Linked DNA regions of Homo sapiens: region 2 is linked to region 1. A link is a loop called in an ENCODE intact Hi-C map of the cell type or tissue named here. Cell type or tissue: breast epithelium. All regions are shown on one strand. Links, peaks and the distances in the headings refer to the core of each region. The heading gives the core; the rest is flanking DNA.

Evidence for each region. Hi-C counts contacts between places; a loop is a spot of excess contacts. Peaks named below come from ENCODE experiments on the same cell type or tissue, not always from the same donor. Only the 100,000 strongest peaks of a DNase experiment are listed, where the experiment ranks them.
Region 2: it touches region 1 in a loop (22-fold over the local background); 1 of 110 quality-filtered maps calls a loop at or near these places.

Annotation. Positions count from the first base shown.
Region 1 is chr20:3,278,562-3,287,223 of GRCh38, forward strand. DNAAF9 (dynein axonemal assembly factor 9) reads right to left here. Exons shown (of 37, transcript NM_001009984.3): 28 at 3,080-3,205; 29 at 351-388. Among named protein-coding and RNA genes, the nearest start is that of SLC4A11, 44 kb to the left of the region's middle. In breast epithelium, for the core only: no CTCF peak of the experiment used is centred there; a DNase peak (open chromatin) is centred at 4,270.
Region 2 is chr20:3,344,495-3,353,156 of GRCh38, forward strand. DNAAF9 (dynein axonemal assembly factor 9) reads right to left here. Exons shown (of 37, transcript NM_001009984.3): 8 at 4,031-4,129. Among named protein-coding and RNA genes, the nearest start is that of DNAAF9, 59 kb to the right of the region's middle. In breast epithelium, for the core only: no CTCF peak of the experiment used is centred there; no DNase peak of the experiment used is centred there.

The sequences.
Region 1 (8,662 bases), core at 2,359-6,358:
TACAAAAATTAGCTGGGTGTGGTGGTACATGCTTGTAATCCCAGCTACTTGGGAGGCTGAGGTAGGAGAATCAGTTGAACCTGGGAGGCAGAGGTTGCAGTGAGCCGAGACCACGCTATTGCACTCCAATCTGGGCGACAGAGTAAGACTCCGTCTCAAAAAAAAGAGACAAGCTCTTGGAAGAAATGTGCCTATCAAATATGGTAAAAGTAAAGGTGTCAAAGTTTTTTCTGACCAATTTTGTTTGCTTTAGATTTCAGAATGGTAGGTAAGAGCACGAAGAAAAGTCTATTGCTGAATTCTACTGAACTTGCAAGGCATGCAGGCTGAAAATAAAGTATATTACTTACCTTGTGAACACTGGTCAAGACATTTAGGAAAGAGAAATCTAGGGGGAAAAAAGGGGGAAATATTTAAAAACCATTCACCTCAGAGTTGTCACTGATTATTTCCCATACAAATAGGAGTACCACTGACAAGCAAATTGACTCACATGATGAGGCAGGTGGCAGCAGCACTGAGCACTAAGGATAGCCATGGGACTTTACAGCTTTCCGTCAAAGCTCCCCACACCAGGAGCCCCACAGAAGTCCCTACATGGCCAATTCTAAGTGGAATGCTGAAGGAGGGATACTGGGGACAGGACCAGCTCTTTGGTCTATGGGAGATGGAGAAAGAGCTGGTCTTTTTTGAAAGACATATGTTTTTGAGTAAAGTGGATATTTCAAGGGAAAATAAGAATTACACTCATCTAACTCTACCAGGGGCCTTTAATACCAAAGCTGCCATGCTTCTCTTTATGTACATGCTATAACCTCAATTCTCCTTTAATCTCATTCTTAACTCAAAAGGTGAATGAAAAGCAGGAAACTGACCATCTGAATTACAAGTGAAGCAAGAGGTGGGGGTGACTGATCCAAAGTGTGAGTTACTTAACAACTGTAGCACTGCAGTAGGCTCCAGAGAAAAACTCATATTCTCACAGGACTTCAGAACTCCTAAAACATCATAAGGCCTGTCTCAAGGAAGAAAGCTAACACTAATGGGGATAGCTGCCTTTTATGGAGTTCCTCCTGTGGGCAAGGCACTGTGCAGGCAGTTCACAAACATGATCTTGCTCTGTCGTCCTGTCTGCTCTGTGCCTCAGGTATCTAACAGATGAAAGGCATGGGTTTAGGACGGCTAAACACACTAAGCTTGCCCAGTGTCTCACAGGCAGCTGGGAGGCAGCAGGGCTAAGGCAGGGACCCAGGTCTGTTTGGCACCACAGAGGTCCTGTGTTTTCTTCCCTGGCAATTGGGATGCTAGCTGAAGCCACTCTTCTGAATGGCTGCTGGTCTAGCTGGCAGTTATTAATGATGTTCGCAACACTGGGGGAGTTTCTCTCCTGGAATTTCCTTGGTGGCAGCAAATCTTCATCCTTTTATTTGATTTCTGACAACAGCCAGTCACACATCATTTGAAACCAAATTTGGTAGATGAGCTGGGTGAATACCAGGTTGGGCTGTGAATCCTGTTCCCTTACCTGACTCCCTCATAGTTTCTGAAGAATTCCAAGGAGGAAAACCCATGTGCTATAAGCAGGGTCAAAGGGGCTGGAACAAGGGAAGATACAGCCACACCAGAGTCTCCCAAGAATAGAACTCACTGACTTCACTGTGCTCACAGTCCACAGAAGGCTGCCACACAGTAAGCATTCTTTTACTTACTTTAAAGTTTTACTTAAAAAAATTTAAACAGCCTGTAATCCCAGCACTTTTGGAGGCTGAGATGGGCAGATCACCTGACGTTGGAAGTTCGAGACCAGCCTGACCAACACAGAGAAACCCCGTCTCTACTAAAAATACAAAAAAATTAGCCGGGCATGGTGGTGCATGCCTGTAATCCCAGCTACTCGGGAGGCTGAGGCAAGAAAATCGCTTGAACCTGGGAGGCGGAGGTTGCAGTGAGCTGGGATCATGCCACTGCACTCCAACCTGGGCAACAAGAGCAAAACTCCATCTCAAAGAAAAAAAAAAAAATTTAAACAATGGAGCAACTGTTCAGTTGGTGAAGGAAGTCAACTCCTTTTTTTGAGATAGCGTCTCACTGTTGCCCAGGTTGGAGTGCAGTAGCATGAACACAGCTCACTGCAGCCTCAACCTCTTGGGCTCAAGCAATCCTCCAGCCTCAGCCTCCCAAGTAGCTGGGACTACAGGTGCTCACTACCACACCTGGTTAATTTATTTTTTTGGCAGAGACAGGGTCTCACTATGCTACCCAGGCTGCTCTTGAACTCCGGGGCTCAAGCATCCTCCAACCTTCCATCTTCCAAGTGTGCTGAGATTACAGGCATGAGCCACTGTGCCCTGCCTGATTTTGTTACTTAAATTCTTATATTCCATAATCATGTTCACCCAATTTTAGCCTTATTTCTATATTTAAATAGATTATATACTCAACTTCAGTCCTTTTACGCCTTATTAAAAAAATTTTTTTTTTGAGACAGAGTCTTGCTTGCTCTGTCACCCAGGCTGGGGTGCAGTGGCACGATCGCAGCTCACTGCAACCTCCACCTCCCGGGTTCAAGCGATTTTCGTGCCTCAGCCTCCTGAGTAGCTGGGATTACAAGTGTGCACCACCACTCCTGGTTAATTTTTGTATTTTTAGTAGAAATGGGATTTTGTCATGTTGGCCAGGCTGGTCTCGAACTCCTGTCCTCAAGTGATCTGCCTGCCTTGGCCTCCCAAAGTGCTGGGATTACAGGCATGAGCCACCGCACCTGGCCTTAAATTATTTTTTAACAATATTTAGTACACACATGTTGGAGCACCCATTTATTTAGCAGGTATTTCATAAGTCCTTACTATGTACTATTAAACAGAAATAGTTCTCCCTCACAAAAGCTAAGCTTGTCTTCCATAATTCCTCTCTCTTCTTTGGCTATAAGTCCAAAGGGGTCTATTGAGGACCTAGCACTAATAAAAGAACAGCATTTACTACATACAAGGTGACTAATGCATTCCAAAAGATCTGTCTTCTTCTGGTGGGTGGAAACAAATCACTTTCAGTACACTTACACACCATATCCTGTATCTACCTGTGCTCCATGTAGCAGCTCATGGGCTCCACACATGCTGTGATGGCACCAATGGTGAAGGAGGCCTTGACATTTGAGTCTGGGTGGGTCTGCAGGGCCTGGACAACATCAATAACATCTGTGTAGCTGGGGAAGGTAAAAAAGGAATGATTAGTTCACTGACTGGCATTGCAAAGTGGAGGAAGAGGGGAATCCCGAATGGCTGATTGAACAAGGATGGAAAGAAAACCAAAAGGAAGAGCCCGCAATCTGGTCCCTTGGTGTCACTCCACTTCATGACATGCAGCCCCTGGAAGCTACAGTGTTTCTACATTCCCAAGTTCCATTAGTCCTCATAACTGGGCAAGAGTGAGGGAAGAACCACCCTGCTCTGGAGGTAAAAGGAAGCCTGCAGGCGATCCTGGAGCTCTGAGGGTGGGACCTAGTGTCCTTAGGCCTGTTTTCTAATCAAGTTAGGAGCTCCTGCCACTTGCTTATTTTCTTTAGTAGCTCCTTTCTCTCCTTCCCACTTCTCAGAACACACAGGCAAGAGAGTGCGTCCGGACCCATCCAGGTCAGCAGACTCATCCATGTCAAATACAGCTCACATTGGTATCTCCTGCCTGGAACTCTCTCCAAACTCCAAACTCCTTGTCCTTTTCAGCAGATGGACTCTACTCTTTCAGATGCTAGGCTCAAATATATTTTTTTTGGTCTCCTTTGACTCCATTTTTTTCTGTCTTCAAAATATAACTAGAAGAGATCACTGCTTACACCCCCAAGCTCCCACTGGGTCCAAACTGTTATAATCTCTTGCTTAGATCACCCCAACAGCCTCCCAGCTGTCACTGCTTCTGTCCTTGCCTCTCTCTGATCTGTTTTCAACACAGATGCCAGAGAGATATGCTAAACCCAGAGTCAGATCATGTCATTTCTCTGCTCAAAACCCGCTGGTGGCTTCCATCTCACTCTGTGTGAAAGCCAAAGCCCTTACAATGTCCCAGGCAGCCCTCTATGATCTGACCCCCTATGGAGCAGCAAAGAATTTCATCTACTATCACTTCCCTTGCCCTAATCCAGCTACTTTGGTCTCCTGGCTCTTTTCTGAACATGCCAGGCATACTTCTACCTCTGCATTCTTTGCCCCCCTGCCTGGAATGTTCTTTTCCTCAGGTATCTGCATGGGTGGTTCTCTCTCCCTTCAGGTCTCTGCTCAGGCGGCATCTTACGGACAGGCATCCTCTGACTTCATACACCCTGTGTGATCAAGCAACCCTCGCTTCTTGGCATTCCCTACCTCCTCCTCCAAGTTTCTTCAAAGCCCCAATCGGCAGCTATTTATACCCTATTTTCTCATTTATTTGTTTACTGTCTCCATAATAAGAATGTCAGGTGGTTGTTGAGTACTGTAATCTCTGCTGCCTAAAGCAGGGTAGGTGAATAAACTGGATGTTCAACCCTGAGCAGGCCCCTGGCCACTTCAAGAGGGGACCTAGCCTCTTCACCTTGTAGAGGAGAACTCTTTCCTGATTGATCCGGCCTATCACCAAAAGGTTTGTTCCTATGGAAATAAGTCAAACCTAACAGGCAGCTTTTCTGATCAGATGGGCCTGGTTTAGCCTGAGCCCTTTGGAAGCCAGTGGTGGTGGTATGGACAGGTACAGCCTGCTTGAGTTGTTCTTGAGTTCCTACGAACAACTCATCTGTAAAAAGGCCCTTGGCTTTATCCCCAGACTGCAATACTCCACCCCACCCCAGGTTCTCCTGAGTCCTGATCAGCTGGCAGTGCTTCAGTAGAGAACGGGGTTTACTAGGTTCTAAGAGTTCCCCCAGGGGGGCCTGACAGCCCTCTGCTCACAGCCTTCTCTTCTTCAGGGATTCTCCCCCTGCCTGGGCATGTATGTATGACCACACGCGGCTCTTTCCACTGAGTGCCTGGCTGGGCCTGGATGCCAGGAGAGTCCCACCCACAACACGCACTGCCAGGCCCATAGAGAAGCACGCCTGGTAAGCAGGGCTGGCGTGTGCATGCTGTTCTGCATCCCTCTGTGGTGGTGTTTAATGGAGTTAATGGATTTAACTCTTACAGTTAATGTGAAACATGTGCTCACTCAGATTGTAGGCTTAAATTGCAAACATAAAACAGCCTACAGGAGACTTCAGTGTAAGCAGTAGAGACTCATTTCTTAGGGGAGCAAAGGACAACGGAAAAGGATTCACAAGTCATGCTTGAGGAGTCATTTTAATATAACAGGATTTCCCTTAGAGAGAGTGCCTGGGGAATTTCTAGGTTTTCAGAGCATTTCATTAATTTCCATTGACTTTAATGGAAAAAGGTTAGAGTAAAAAACAGGCCCCTGTCTCCTTGATGAGGCCTATACATCTGGGCACTGCCTCAAGAGAGAAGGCCCCAGGCCATTCACTCTATCCATTAGGGGAATCCCTGTTAGAACCTCCCTCCCTCCCCAGCCCCATAATCATCCTGGGTGAGGCCTCCAGACAGAAAGAGCACCCCCTACCCAGAAGGAAGCACCACGCTCAAGTTACTAGAGTCTTTTTTTTTTTTTTTTTTTTTTTTTGAGACAGAGTCTTGCTCTGTTGCCCAGGCTGGAGTGCAGTGGCAGGGTCACAGCTCACAGTAAACTCTGCCTCCCAGGCTCAAGCGATCCTCCTGCCTCAGCCTCCTGAGTAGCTGTGACCACAGGTGTGCACCACCACACCCAGCTAATTTTTTGTATTTTTGGTAGAGACAGGGTTTCCTCATGTTGCTCAGGCTGCTCTCAAACTCCTGAGCTCAAGTGATTCACCCACCTTGGCCTCCCAAAGTGCTGGGATTACATGTGTGAGCCATGGTGGCCAGGCTACAGCTTGTACCGGACCACTCTGGCTAAACTGACCCAACTGTATGACGAAGGCAAAAAACTGTCTCTTCACGTTTGCTTTCTGTCAGTATTTTCTTTATTAAAAATAAAAACTAAACAAAAACCCAGCAGGACCTTAACTTTCTTTTCTCTGAAACAACAGATAATCTATTCAAGTCTCCTTTGGGCTCAGTTTTATGTTTGCAATTTAAGCCTACAATCTGAGTGTGCACAAGTTTTTACATTAATTTCAAATTTTGTTTTTAATGCAGATAATTTTAAAGAATGATTTTATAATATTCCAGAGTATAAATACAGCCCCTCAAATTCTCTAAAATTAATTTTTTAAAATTCAGATTTTTCCAGTTTTACTTATATTTGTGTGTGTGTATGTGTGTGTGTGTGTATTAAGTTCTATTCAATTTTACCACCTGTGTAGGTTCTTATATCCATCACCATGGTCAGGATACTAAACAGTTCCAACACACAAGGATCCCTTGTGTTGCCCTTTTATAAACATGCCCACCTCCCTCCTGCCCTCCACTCCCATTCTGACCTCTGTCAATCACTAATCTGTCCTCCATTTCTAAAACTTTGTCATTTTAAAATACATAAATTCAATTTTTAAAACAACAACTAACAGCTCCACTTGATGTCAAAGTTCAATTCTATTGCCCCACCGCTTCACTAAATTGAGTGGCATCAGGCCACTCTAGGGGCTAAAGAAATCTCTGTCCTATATTACATGTTTCCCCAAAGAATGCTATAAATGAAAATAAAGCCAAGCCAGGCATGGTGGCTCACACCCATACTCCCACCACTTTGGGAGGCTGAGGTGGGAAGATTGGTTAAGCTCAGGAGTTCGAGACCAGCCTGGGCAACATAGGGAGACCCATCTCTAAAAACAAAGGCCAGGAACTGGGCGCGGTGGCTCACACCTGTAATCCCAGCACTCTGGGAGGCCAAGGCAGGCGGATCACTTGAGGTCAGGAGTTCAAGACCAGCCTAACCAAGATGGTGAAACCCCATTTCTACTAAAAATACAAAAATTAGCCAGGCGTGGTGGTGAGCACCTGTAATCCCAGCTACTTGGGAGGCTGAGGCACGAGAATTGCTTGAACCCAGGAGGCGGAGGTTGCAGTGAGCCGAGATTGCACCATTGCACTCCAGCCTGGACGACAGAGTGAGACTCTGTCTCATTAAAAAAAAAAAAAAGGGCCAGGAGCGGTGGCTCATGCCTGTAATTGCAGCACTTTGGGAGGCTGAGGTGGGCGGATCACCTGAGGTCAGGAGTTCGAGACCAGTCTGGCCAACATAGTGAAATCTGATCTCTACTAAAAAATACAAAAATTACTCGGGTGTGGTGGCGTGTGCCTGCAATCCCAGCTACTTGGGAGGCTGAAGTGGGAGTATTGCTTGAACTCGGGAGGTGGAGGTTGCAGTGAGCTGAGATTGCACCACTGCACTCCAGCCTGGGCAACAGAGCAAGACTCCGTTTCAAAAAAAAAAAAGAAAAAGAAAAAAAGAAAATAAAGCCATATTCAAGGAATACAATTCTTAATATGAGAAGCATCTGGGATCTCCCATCACCAACAACCTAAATAATGGGCATGAAGGCCCAGCCCCAAGATGATGGACATGCTATAAAGGAGGGTGCTACATGGGCCCAGCTGGTAAGAACAGCGTCTTAGTGAAGAGCCACAGCATTTAGCTAGTATTCTGACTGGAGTCCTCCAGGAAATTGACTAGAGGTCCCCATATCCTGGGGCTGTGATGGGACAAAGGCTGGGTTTACAGTATAAGAGTGGTCTGGTCACACTGTCACTGTAGTCCAGAAGCAGCTAGAAAAGCTGACACTTTTGCAGAATTGTAAAGTCAGAGACAAAAAATCAGTGATGCTCTCCGAAGTGATGGAAGATGGAAATGACCTCAACTGCACATTGTCAAGCTGCTGAATTCACCTCCAGGTCCACACCCTCGGTGACTCTCAACTGGTGGGGGCAGGCAGTAAAGGAGGTGGGCCAACCCATTCCTTTGACCAGTAGAAACAATGAAAAACCAGAAGAAAACAAGTGGTTTCAAGCCCAGACTCTTCCTCTGGTTTCTAGGACCTTGCCCACAAGCAGGACAAAAGGGCTGACAGAAGGTAAGCTGGAGGCAAGGTATGAGAACAAGGCTCGAAAGGGAAAGATGGCCTGCTAGGGTACACCGTCCCACCTGCCTCCTTCCTCAGTACCACTCTCCCAGCTTTGCTCCAATTCCCATCATCACAGCCAGGACACCAAAGGGGCTTTGGATTGGGACCCATTCTTTACTGGAAACAACTAGCCAATTGCAAACACTAACATAGCACAAAAGCACTTTGTAAGAACTACCAAAAGCTTCTTTATTACCACCAACCATAACAACATTAGTGAAAAGCATGGCTCCTGTTTTCCTGACTGCGCATTCCCCTCTGAGCCTGGAGTGGTGATGGGTCTGTGAGGGGCTCCTCCCTGAAAGGCCTTAGAACAGGTCAAAAGAAACTCCTTTCAGCCAGGGTCCCCTGGAGCAGTGGTACAAGCTCTGTCAAACCTGCCCTCCCGTGTTGCACACTCAAAATAATCATGCTTACAGAGACTTCATGAGCTAGTCAGCCTATAATCATAGTTCTGCACACAGCCATGAAAGGGGAGCTTCTTACCCAATATGAATATTCCCACTCCTCACTGAAGGTCCCAGGAAACTCTCCTGGGCCACAATC
Region 2 (8,662 bases), core at 2,442-6,441, 66 kb after region 1:
TATATGATTGCACTAAACTTTATTAAATAGTCTTCTGTTCATGGAAATTTATATTGTTATTAATTCTTCAATATAATGGAAAAAATACACACACATACACACACACACACACACACACACACACACACACACACACACACACACACCTCATGTAGTGAACTTAATAAATTTAATCTGCAGCTCTGATGATTTCCTTAAGGCAGATCTGGAAATGAAATCATAGAATAAAAAGGCAGAACTATGTTGCCAAATTGTTTTTTAAGTTCTATCCATGTACATGTCTACCTACAATATGAGTGTGCTTGTCTCATGGTCTCCTCATAAGCACTGCCTATGAAATGGTTTCAATATATCTGCCAAGTTGAAAAATGAAAAATGGGACCTCATTGTTTGTTGTCTTCTTTTATACCCCTTGGCATTTTTAATGAAGTAGAATATTTTAGACATGTTCAGTGGCTATTTGGATTTCCCTTCATTAGTTAACAGTTTATTTACATTCTCCGGATATTTATCAATTGGAGTGTTTATTTATTTATTTATTGAGGCAGAGTTTTGCTCTTGTTGCCCAGGCTGGAGTGCAGTGGCATGATTTCAGCTTACTGCAACTTTCGCCTCCCAGGTTCAAGCAATTCTCCTGCCTTAGCCTCCCAAGTAGCTGGGATTACAGGTGTGCATCACCACAGCCGGCTAATTTTGCGTTTTTAGTAGAGACAGGGTTTCACTATGTTAGTCAGACTGGTCTTGAACTCCTGACCTCAAGTGATCCACCCCGCCTGGCTCAATTGGAGTTCTGATGTTTGTCTTACTGATGTGTAAAAACTATAGATTAACATTATACTTAAAATTTATCGTGGGCTTACCATGTGACTGTGATAGGCACTTATCATCTCAAGCAATCCTAATAACAACCTATGAGCTTCATTCTATCATTTCCTCTCTAGAGATGAGTTGACAAAGATACAAAAGTTAATTTACTTGTCCAAGGTCACAGAGCTAGTGAACTGTATAGCTGGGATTCTAACTTGGTAATGATTTGAGGGAAAAAATAAAAGTAGATCCATATCTCACAACATATTCCCACGAATTACATTTGGATTAGGGATCTAAATGTAAAAATTCAAGCCATACAAGTGCTAGAGGGTAACTTTCAATTACAGCCTTTCCCTATATAATGACTCAAAATCCAGAGGCAATGAAAGAAAAGGCAGATCAATTTACATAAAAACAAAAATGTTTGCATGGCAAGAAAAAAACCCATTATAAACAAACCAACTGACAAATATGGAAAAAGTATTTGGAGTATATACTAGAGACAAAATGCTAATAGCCCAATTATATAACAAACTCTTAAAAACCAGGGCACACGGGAGGCGGAGGTTGCAGTGAGCCGAGATCGCGCCACTGCACTCCAGCCTGGCGACAGAGCGACACTCCATCCCAAAAAAAAAGCCAGGGGACAAAAAACCCTCCTAAAACCTATGCTCTATAGTTCAGTTAATAACTGTACTAATATTAAAATGGAAAAACAATATGTAAACAAAATATAAAATGGTCATCAAACATATGAGGGAATGTTCAAACTTACTAATACAGAAATGTAAATTAAAACAATACCGATATACTATTTTTCATCTGTGAGACTGAAAATTTTTAAAGTATGACAATACATTCTATTGGTGAAGTTGTGCAGCAACAGGCATTCATATAGTGCTGGTGGGAATGCAAACTGGTACAACCCTTCTGAAGGGGACTTTGGCAATAACTAACAACATGACATATGCACTCACCTTTTGACCCAGCAATCCCATCACTAGGTACGTATATATACCTCCAACAATAGGAACATACATAAGCGCTGAGTTATTTACTATGACTCTGTTTGTAATGGCAAAATATTAGAAACAACCTCATTATGTGCACATACAAGAGGGGCTGAATAAATTAAGACAAATCCACAAAATGGAGTACTATGAATTGTAACAAAGATCCCAATGAACTGACTTGAATATGTTTACTTTGTTAAGAAAACAAAGAAAAAAAAAAGGACTGCGAGAGAGTTCCAGGATATACTGTTAAGTGGAAATGACTATATGCTACCCTTCAATGTTAGAAAGGTGAGAATATGAGAAAATGCACATGTATTTGCTCATTTGTGCAAATGAAATAGAAAAGGTAAATGAGAAACTCAAGAGGTTTGTTACCTACTGTCAATGGAGTGGGGAAAATGGGTGGAAAGAAGAAGGCAATAAGAAAAGAGTAACAGGAAACGACAGTGACACTTCTGAGTATACCTTGTGGAATCTCTTTCACTCTTAGAATCATAGTAATAGAAGAAGAAAAAAGAACTCCCCAAACTGAAAAGGATAGACCACTGGAACAACTTCAAGTGGTCTAATGTAGAAGCAAATGGAGTCCCTCAAGGAAAGAAGAGAGGTTTGGAAAAGAAAAAACATTTGAAGAGTTAACAGCGAAACACTTTCCAAACTTAAAGGAAACTATAAATCTACAGACCTAGGAAGCTCAACAAAATCCAAGCACAAGAAACATGAAGAAAACTACAGCAAGACATACCATAATCAAACTACTCAAAATCAGTAATAAAGAGAAAATCTTAAAAGCTGCCAGAGGGGGAAAAAAAAAGGCCTGCTTATATTCAGAGATTAGAATAAAAGACTATGCTATGTACAAAGATTAGGATGAAGGACTTCTCATCAGAAATAATGCAAGCAAGAAGACACTGAAGCAAGATCTTTCAAGTATCAAAAGGTAAAAATTGTCAATCTAGAATCTAGACATGGCAAAAATATATTTCAAAAATGAAGGCGAAATAAAGATTTTTTTTCCAGACACTCAAAAGCTGCAAGAATTTATCATCAGAAGATTAATACCACAAAAAAATATTAAAGACCAACCTTCAAGGAGAAGGATGCCAAGGGGAAGTCTGGGTCTACACAAAGGAATGAAGAGCACCAGAGAGAGCAACAACATGGGCAAATATATTACACTTGACCTTAGCCAAAAGGCTGAGAAGCGATACACTGGCAAATATATAAGACTTTTTCCCTATTATTTAAATCTTTAAGAAAGGTAATTGATTGTTTAAGGAAACATAAGAGCATTGTATTGTGGAGTTTATAAAATATGTAAAGGTAGCCGGATGCGATGGCTCACGCCTGTAATCTCAGCACTTTGGGGGGCTGAGGCGGGCGATTGAGATCAGGAGTTCGAGACCAGCCTGGTCAACATGGTAAAACCCATCTCTACTAAAAATACAAAAATTAGCTGGGCATGGTGGTGTGTGCCAGTAATCCCAGCTACTTGGGAGGCTGAGGCAGGAGAATTGCTTGAACCCTGGAGGAAGAGGTTGCAGTGCACCGAGATCATGCCACTGCACTCCAGCCTGGGCGACAGAGTGAGACTCCATTTCAAAGGTAAAATGCGTAACAACAAAGATCAATTCCAGCTCCATACCATCAGCAGGAGGGCTTGCTCTGAGCCACAGGGGAGCACAGCAGAGTTGAGGGCTGCAGTGAGTGCCCAAGAAGGCTAGAATGCTAGCTTAGAAGGATTCCTTGGATCCTTCCTGCTGATTAGTTTTTGAGGCTGTCCTGTGTCTTGGTTGTCAATCTAGATACTTCAGGTTTACTCATGAGCCTGGTAACTGCTGACTAGCGTCATCTGCTTGGAAAGACATCTTGGCATTCATTATCTGGAGGTTATACTGACAAAGGTGTGCTACTCACATGTGGATAATTATTCCTACGTCTATTAACTGGTGCCCAGTAGAATTCCTGGCACCACCACACTGCAAAGCAAAAATCCTTCTAATGGAGAAGCTGGCACAAAATAAAAGACAACTTTTTATAAAGGGTTGGCATGGGGGGGAACTACTTTATGGTATACAACACAGCTTAAAGAAATGACAAATTAGAATTGATAGTGTTGTATTTTGAAAAAAATTTAATAAAAAATTAAAACAATAAATAAATTAACCATTTTATTCTTCCTCTTTGACCCTTCCCTTACATACCTCACCCGCCTGAGATTCTGAAAGTTCTAGCAGGAAAGGAATTTCTGTGTCAAAATTAGCGAAGAAGCTAGTCCACTGATGTTCAAAAGCCACCAAATCCTGGGAAAAAAAGGAAAAAGATAACGTGTTTGGTCATATAAAGGAGGTATTTTAGAAAACGAGAATTATGAAACTGTAACTTATCTCAAAACACCAGACCATTTATATATGTTATTTTACAAGGTAGTAGCAAACTACTAGTACATGCTACTCCTATGGATGAATCTCAAAAACATTATACCAAATGAAAAAGCTGGATGTAGAAAACCACCTGATATGTGGTCCAGTCATATGAAATATCCAGAAAAAGCAAATCTGTAGAGGCAAAAAGTAGACTAGTGGTTGCCTGGGGTTGGGATGGAGACTGACTGCAAGTGGGCACAAGGGAACTTTCTGGGCGATGAAAATGTTCTCTGTAAATTCACTAAAAATCGTTGAGTTGTACACTTAAAATGGATGAATATTATGGTACATAAATTATACTCCAAATAAAGCCATTTAAAAGGATAGCTAGGAGCAGTGGTTCACATCTGTAACTCCGGAACTTTGGGAGGCCCAGGTGGGAGAATCACATGAGCCCCAGGACTTCCAGACCAGCTTGGGCAACATGATGAGACCTCGTCTCTACCAAAAAAAAAAACAAAAAAAAAAAAAACACCATGAAAAAAACGAGCTGAGCTTGGTGGTGCGCACCTGTTGTCCCAGCTACTCAGGAGGCTGAGGCGGGAGGATTGCTTGAGCCCAAGAGGTCCAAGTTGGAGTGAACTGGGATTGTGCTGCTACACTACAGCCTGGGTGACAGAACGAGACTCTGTCTGAAAAATGAATGAATGGACAGTAATGATCCTTAAGCACCTTATTTTAGCAACCCTGTTGGGAGGAATTTATTTACAGGGCACCTAAAGGATGGTACCATGTCCAGTGCCAAAAGGGTCACATCTGAGCAGCTTTGTTGAAGGACTGGTTGACTTTAGTTAAAGGGAAGGGTGGCACAGAGCCCTCTCCTTCCTTATGCCCTCTTTCTAGTAGCCACATGAGCACTGAGAAACTGCACCCTTCTTAGCTGACTCTCCTCTACATACAGCCTCCATTCCCCATCCCAGCTGCTTTTTAGCATCCTTTCTGAACTCATTCTTATTCTCAAGCACTACAAATTGCTTTTTGCTATGGGCTTTTCTTGAAGGTTATCATCAATTAACAAAAAAACCCCACCAATTAGGACTTGCTTAAGATACTCCTCAAGTATTATCCTTGTCCTTATTTTGAAGTTGCTAATAATTTGTACTCAAATTGGACAGTCATCTTCCCTGTCCATTTTACACCATGGAAGGGTATGTATGTTAGTCGCCCAGTCTAGTGCCTTGCTCATAGCAGGCATTCTGTTTGCTGCACCAAAACTCACTGGCCAGATCTACGCCCTCCTCCTCTCAAGGATACACAAGTACTCAGACCTCTGTGCTAGCCAAGTACTGACTCTACTTCTGGCCCTAGACATAAAGCACAAGGCAACACTGCTGGGAAGACAATGTAAACATTGTCTACTTGCTGCCCAGACTATCAGACACACAGACACACAGACACACAGACACACAGACACACACACACACACACACACACACACACACACAAATTCTGGCCAGGTATGGTGGCTCATGCCTGCAATCCCAGCACTTTGGGAGGCTGAGGGGGAGGATCATTTGGGCCCAGGAGTTCGAGATCAGCCTGGGCAACATAGTGACACCCCATCTCTACCAAAAAAATTCCTTTTAGTCATCATGTAGGTGACAGTGCTGATAGTGTTTTCTGAGTATGTTTTATATATAACGTAGGATAAAACAAAAAAAAATGTGTGTGTGTATACAGGTATCTTATCTATCTATCTATATATACATACATACACATATTAGGAGGAGGGAGACAGAGAGAGAGAAAGAGACAGAAAATATTTCCTAGCTCTATCTACTGAAGAGATTTAGAAACAATGGCCAAACCAGCAGCAATGAGTACTTCTAGCACTCAGATTGTGGTGCTGAAATACCACTTCTCATTCAAAGAAACCAGAACATTTTAGAGAACTGACTGAGAGTGGGTCTCAGACAGGAAATGTAAAGATAAGGCTGGGATATCTTAACATAGTAGCTGGCAAGGAAGTTATCAAGGACTATTAGTATTCTGTTAAAATAAGATTCTGTTAAATTGTGAAACAACTTGAAGGGAGTTCATTATCCAAAGATAGAAAAATTTGAGCGTCACTGAAGATGGTAGTAATTACAATGGATATAAACACATCAAATATGTTTAAATCTATGAGTTCAAAATACAATATACATATATACAATATATTTATGTATATATATACAATTGGAGTAACACCATTGTGCAATGGTGAATTGAGGATCTAATTAATGAATTAAGGATCTAGGGATTACACATCCATTGCTGTTCACAAAACAAAAAGAGAACCAATTAGACATTATGTGCTTCTTGATAAAGAATATAACACCCTGTAGGAAGTAGTCTTTTCTCCAAAAATCAACCCTGAAACTGATTAAACCTCTAGATTCAATTACCAATGATCAGGATAAACAGGAGACAGGGGAAAATGTTAAACTACATCATGGGAATACAATTAAGAAAATTTCAACTGGGGCAGGTGCAGTGGCTCATGCCTGTAATCCCAGCACTCTGGGAGGCTAAGGCAGGCCTTAGCACCTTACTAAGACCAGCCTGGCCAAAGTGGAGAAACCCCGTCTCTACTAAAAATACAAAAATTAGCCAGCCATAGTGGCATGCACCTGTAATCCCAGCTACTGGAGAGGCTGAGGCAGGAGAATCACTTGAACCTAGGAGGTGGAGGCTGGAGTGAGCCAAGATCATGCCACTGCACTCCAGCCTGGACAACAAGAGTGAGACTCCATCTCAAAAAAAAAAAAAAATTTCAACTGATGGCAACTATAAGACAAATGATCTGGTTTCTTCAACAGACAGCTAGGGGGCAGGGGGACAAAGAGATAGAGAAAACCTACAGATTAAAAGAAACCGAAAACACACACATGCATACAGGGCAGGCAAACAAAACTAACCTATGTTTATAAAATCACATTTGGATGATAAAATTGCAAAGAAAAGTAAGGAGATGACTACCATAGAATTCACGATAGTGTTATTCTTGTGGGAAGAGGAAGGAGGTAATGGAGGTTCTGTTGCTTTGCTTTACAATAAGTTATTAGATTGTACATCAGTTTTATGCTATTTTCTGAGTTTGTGTTATTTTATTTATTTATTTATTTATTTATTTATTTTGAGACAAAGTCTTGCTCTGTCACCCAGGCGTGATCTCAGTGGCATGATCTCAGCTAAATTTTTTGTATTTTTAGTAGATATGGGGTTCCACCATGTTGGCCAGGCTGGTCTCAAACTCCTGACCTCAAGTGATCTGTCCGCCTTGGCCTCCCAAAGTGCTGGGATTACAGGTGTGAGCCACTACACCTGGCCATCTATGTTATTTTAATAATGAAAAGTCTTTAAAAGCAAATGCATAAGTATTATTTGTTCATTACAGAAAACAGAATAAGAATCACTGTAAACACTTTGGGAAATGTTCTCTCAACTTATTTTTACATAGTATTTTGTATATAGAAATGCGCATGTACTTGTAACTGGTAATCTGCAGGGTCCTGGGTTAGAATGCTTTGCCATACCACCTCTGTGCCTCGGCCCGATAAACCAATCCTTTTGGGTCTGGGTTTCTGACTCCCTGCTATCAGGTCCAATCAGTGCCCCTGTATCCTGGGCCCAGGGCAATCTTTCCACTTTGGCACTGGGTTATCCCCTTCTGGACTCTGGAGATAAATACACTTCTAGCGCTGCCAACTAACACTTTAACCACAGACCTTCAATGTCTGTCTGACCTCTCTGGTCCCAGATCTACTCTCCTTTTCCAGTTGGCTGTCATTCACATTCCAGCAGTTAAAGAACGTTTCAATTCAGAAAAACCTGTGCTTGAATCTCTGCGTCTTACTGGCTGTGTGACCCTGGGCAAGCAACTTAACCTGAGCTTCAAATGCCTTATATAGCTGGGATGACTACTATCTACCTTGCAGAGATATTACAGGAATTAAGTGAAATAACCTGTATCAAGTGCTTATTATCAGACCTTGCACACTAGGTATCTTCAGTACTGCCTCTACTGCAGGTCGGCCCAAGGCTGGCTGTGAGAAAGATGGTAATTGCAATGGATATCAACACATCAAATATGTTTAAATCTATGAGTTCAAAATATTTATATATATATATATATGCATAAATATATATTTACATGTTATATATATATGTAAATTCCATATGAAATAATTCTATATGAAATGTTATTTTATGTATATTATCCTTTTAAATCTTCCTGACATCTTTGTTACTTCTCTATGCCCACTTTACAGAAGAGACTGAGGCACCAAGCAATAAAGTGACATATCCTCAATATGTAAATATATGTATATATAACACATTATATATAACATGTATACAGATGTTATATAATATATACAGATATATATAACATATATATAACATATGTGTATATATATGTAAATAAAT